Linked DNA regions of Homo sapiens: region 2 is linked to region 1. A link is an interaction called in ENCODE POLR2A ChIA-PET data of the cell type or tissue named here. Cell type or tissue: endothelial cell of umbilical vein. All regions are shown on one strand.

Region 1 (2,500 bases):
AGACAGAGTCTCACTCTGTCACCCAGGCTGGAAGGCAGTGGCATGATCTCAGCTCACTGCAACCTCTGCCTCCCTGGTTCAAGCAATTCTCCTGCCTCAGCCTCCCGAGTAGCTGGGATTACAGGCACCTGCCACCACGCCCAGCTAATTTTTGTATTTTTAGTAGAGATGGGGTTTCACCATGTTGGCCAGGCTGGTCTCGAACCCCTGACCGTGTGATCTGCCTGCCTCGGCCTCCCAAAGTGCGGGGATTACTGCGTGAGCCACCTCACTTGGCCGTTTTTTTTTGTTTTTTTTTTTGTTTTTTTTTTTTTTTTGAGACAGGGTCTCATTCTGTCGCCCAGATTGTAGTGCAGTGATGCATGATCTTGGCTCACTGCAACCTCCACCTCCCAGAGTCAAGCAATCCTCTCACCTCAGCTGGGACTACAGGCGTGCCACCACACCCAGCTAATTTTTTAATTTTTTGTTTTTGTAGAGACAAAGTTTCACTATACTACCTAGGCTGGTCTCAAACTCCTGGGTTCAAGCAATCCTCCTATCTCAGCCTCCCAAAGTACTGGGATTACAGGTGTGAGTCACCGAGCCCAGCACTTAATGGAACATTTAAGTTGTTCCTACCTTTTGGCTATTGGGAACAGGGTTGCTATGAACATTTGTGTATGAGTTTTTGTTTGTTTATTTATTTATTGAGACGGAGTCTCGTTCTGTCACCCAGGCTGGAGTGCAGTGGCGTGATCTCGCCTCACTGCAACCTCCACTTTCAAGCGATTCTCATGCCTCAGCCTCCTGAGTAGCTGGGATTACAGGCACATGCTACCATGCCCAGCTAATGTTTTGTATTTTTAGTAGACACGGGGTTTCACCATGTTGGCCAGGCTGGTCTTGAACTCCTGACCTCAGGTGATCCACCCGCCTCGGTCTCCCAGAGTGCTGGGATTACAGGCGAGTTTTTGTTTAAATACCTATTTTCAATTTGGAAGGGGAGTTGTAGACCTAGAAGTCGAATTGCTGGGTGACATGGGTAATTTTACATTCAACTTATTGAGAAAACAAACTGGTTTTCACAGTGGCTGAATCATCTTGTATTCTCACCAGCAATGAATGAGGGCTCTAACTGAACCACATTCTTGTCAACACGTGTTATTTTTGATTTTTAATTTTACATTTAAATTTCATTTTTAATTTAATTTAATTTTTTCTTAAATTAAATAGGGTCTCGCTTTTTTGCCCAGGCTGGTCTCAAACTCCTGGGCTCAAGTAATCCTCCCACCTCATTCTTCTGACTAGCTGGGACTACAGGTGTGTACCACTGTGCCTGGCTCTGTTTGTTTTTCACTATAGCCATCCTAGTAGATATGAAGTGGCATCTCATTGTGGTTTAAATGTGTACTTCTCTAATGTTTAATGACATCGAGCATCTTTTCATGTGCTTGTCGCCTGTCTGTATAACTTCTTGGAGAAATGTCTATTCAAGGCCTTTGCCCATTTTATTTGTTTACTTTTTTCTCCCTCCACTTCCCTTTGCCCTTTTAAACAGTGGGTTGCTTGTCATTTTGTTGTTGAGTTGTAAGAGTTTATTATATGTTTTGGACACTATACGCTTCTCAAATGTATTATATACTAGTATTTTCTCCCATTCTGTAAGTTGTCTTTTCACTCTCTTAATAGTGTACTTTGATGCAAAAGGTTTTAAATTTTGATAAAATCAAATTTATCTTTTTTTTTTTTTTTTTGATACAGAGTTTCCCTCTGGTGCCCAGGCTGGAGTGCAATGGCACAATTTTGGCTCACTGCAACCTCTGCCTCCCGGGTTCAAGTGATTCTCGTGCCTCAGCCTCCCGAGTAGCTGGGACTACAGGCGCCCGCCCCTGCGCCCAGCTAATTTTTTGTATTTTTAGTAGAGACGGGGTTTCACCATGTTAGCCAGGATGGTCTTGATCTGCTGACCTCATGATCCACCCGCCTCGGCCTCCCAAAGTGCTGGGATTACAGGCGTGAGCCACCAAGCCCAGCAATTTTGTGTTTTTAGTAGAGATGGGGTTTTGCCATGTTGGCCAGGCTGGTCTCGAACTCCTGACCTCAAGCGATCCACCCACCTTGATCTCCCAAAGTGCTAGGATTACTACAGACTTGAGCCATTGCGCCTGGCCTGAAATTATCTATTTTTTTTTCTTTTGTTATTTGTGCTTTTGGTGTCATAGATAAAAAATTATTGCCAAATCTAAGATAATAAAGATTTATCCCTATGTTTTCTTCTAAGAGTTGGGTAGTGTAGCTCTTTGATCCATTTTGAGTTAATTTTTATATACGGTGTGGGGTAAGGGTCCAATTTCATTTTTGGCATGTGGATATCAAGTTGCCCCAGAGCCATTTGTTGAAGAGGCTATTCTTTGTCCCACTGAATGGTCTTCGCACCCTTATCAAAAATCAATTGACCACAGAGGTATGCGTTTATTTCTAGACTCTTAATTCTTTTCCCACAATGCATGTTTTTTTT
Region 2 (2,500 bases), 230 kb after region 1:
GCCCAGCCTTTTCATTTCACAGAGCCACTAGTACTCCACTATACAGACACACCATAATTTATTGAGCTAGCTCCTATTGATGGCCACTTGAGTTGCTTCTTATAGTTTGCTATTACAGGTGGGATAGATTCCCAGAGGTGAAACTGTTGGGTTAAATGTACATGCATTTAGGCCAGGTGCAGTGACTCATGCCTATAATCCCAGCACTTTGGGAGGCCAAGGTGGGAGGATGGCTTGACTCCAGGAGTTTGAGACCAGCTTGGGCCACACAGTGAGATCCCATTGCTAAAAAAAAAAAAAAAATTCGCTGGGCATGGTGGCACACACCTGTGGTCCCAGTTACTTGGGAGACTGAGACAAGAGGATCCTTTGGGTCAAGGAGATCAAGGCTGCAGTGAGCCATGATCACCCCATTGCACTGTGGCCTGGGCAATGAAGTGAGACCCTGTCTCAAAAAAAAAAATGGTATATGCATTCCCCCATAAGCAATGTATAAAGAGAAATAAAGTAGGTGCTTTGACTGCAGAGAGCTAGTTGAGCCTCAGCTCTGCAATTCACTATGATGGTGACCCTGGGCAAGCTACTTTCCTTCTCCAAGCCTCAGGTTCCTCATCTATAAAATGGGGACAACAACCAGACCCATCTCATAGGGCTGTTATGCAGATTATGGGACTTAATATCTTTTTTTTTCTCCTGCCTCAGCTTCCCGAGTAGCTGGGACTACAGGTGCCCACCACCATGCCCGGCTAATTTTTGTATTTTTAGTAGAGACGAGGTTTCACCATATTGGCCAGGCTGGTCTTGAACTCCTGACCTTGTGGTCCACCCACCTTGGTCTCCCAAAGTGCTGGGATTACAGGCATGAACCACTGCGCCTGGCCGGGACTTAATATCTATAAAGCACCTAAACAGTCTGTCCAAGGTCATCATCTGTTGAAGGTTTACCACTGCTGTTCCCAACTCCCAGCCCAGCTGTTTTCTGGGACGCAACAAGGACAGCAGCATCTGCACTACAGCCCGGGGAGTACAGGACGGGGCTGGAGTGCTGCTGGCAGGAGCTGGCAGAGTGGCTGCCCAGAGTTCTTGCAAGGTGAGTGAGCTGTCTGGGTCTGGCCAGGCTTGCAGGATAGAGCTAATCAGTGTCTCAGAGTTAATCTTGCTCAGGAAAGCTGACTCATACAAAAGAAACTTAGGAGAGGCGGGCGAGGGAACCAGACGGCCAAGAGGTTAATTCACGGGAGGAATGAGACTGCCAGGGGAGCCAGACACAGCCACCAGCCTCTCCCCACCAATGAGGGCCTCACACTCGCCGAAGGTAAGCTGTGTGCATGGACACGTCAAGGACCAGCAGTGTATGATTTGACATCTAACCTGAGAACCTAAAGCCCTCATCCATCCTGGGTCTCTCCTCACCATCTCCACCGCCTCCCGGGGCCAAGCCACCCCTGCCTCTCACCGCAAGTGCTGCCACAGGCTCCGGGCTCTACCCCCGCCCTACAGTCTAGTCTCAACACGGAGCCTGTTAAATCCCACGTGGGATCACCTCCCTCCTCTGCTCAACACCCTCTGGTGGCCCCTCCTGTCCTCAGAGTCAGAGTCAAAGCCCAAGTCCTCCCAGTGGCCCCCAAGGCCACCATGATCTCTGACCATGTCAGTTTCTGCCCCTCTCCCGGGCTCATCTCATCGCCTCTCTCTTGGCCTCCTTGGTTCTCAGGCCAGCCTGGCATGCTCCCAATGCTCCCACCCCAGGATCTCCGCACAAGCTGTTCCTTGGCCTCTTCTGCCCCTGGCCTCCACCCCACAGACCCAGAGGGCTCACCTCTCCCCTCTCACCGCCTTCAAGCACCTGCTCAGGTAACCTCTCAACGAGGCTTCCTCTGAGCACCTTACTTAAACTTGCACCCCTACCCCCTCACCTAATTCCCTCCATTCCTCTTCACCCCCTCACCCCACTCTGGTTTTCTCCATAGCATGGATCATTGTCTAACATACAATTGGGTTGACTTAATTGTTTTGTAAATTCTCTTTTTTGGAAACATAAGCACCACAAAGGCGAGGATTTTTTTTCTCTTCTTTTTTTTTTTTTTTTTTTTTTTTTTTGAGACGAAATCTCAGCTCTGTGGCACAGGCTGGAGTGCAGCAGCGCGATCTCAGCTCGCTGCAACTTCCACCTCCCGGGTTCAAGCGATTCTCCTGCTTCATCCTCCCAAGTAGCTGGAATTACAGGTGCCTGCCACCAAGCCTGGCTAATTTTTATATTTTTAGTAGAGATGGGGTTTCACCATGTTAGCCAGTCTGGTCTCGCACTCCTGACCTGAAGTGATCCAACCACCTCAGCCTCCAAAAGTGGTAGGATTATAGGCGTGAGCCACTGTGCCTAGCCAAGGCAAGGATTTTTATCCCTTCTGTTTGCTGACACCTCCCTAGTGGCCTGCAGAGAGCCTGATACCACCTCTCCGGGCCATCTGAACCCATCAGGGCTCATCTGTCAGCTGGGACA

The links. Peaks named below come from ENCODE experiments on the same cell type or tissue, not always from the same donor. Only the 100,000 strongest peaks of a DNase experiment are listed, where the experiment ranks them.
Region 2: POLR2A ChIA-PET joins it to region 1 with 8 read pairs; 4 of 35 experiments call an interaction of 5 or more read pairs at or near these places.

Annotation. Positions count from the first base shown.
Region 1 is chr16:19,819,885-19,822,384 of GRCh38, reverse strand. The region is part of intron 7 of IQCK (IQ motif containing K); the gene reads right to left. Among named protein-coding and RNA genes, the nearest start is that of IQCK-AS1, 55 kb to the right of the region's middle. In endothelial cell of umbilical vein, no CTCF peak of the experiment used is centred here; no DNase peak of the experiment used is centred here.
Region 2 is chr16:19,594,245-19,596,744 of GRCh38, reverse strand. All of the region lies in intron 8 of VPS35L (VPS35 endosomal protein sorting factor like), which reads right to left. Among named protein-coding and RNA genes, the nearest start is that of VPS35L, 40 kb to the right of the region's middle. In endothelial cell of umbilical vein, no CTCF peak of the experiment used is centred here; a DNase peak (open chromatin) is centred at 1,174; H3K27ac peaks cover 1,462 bases.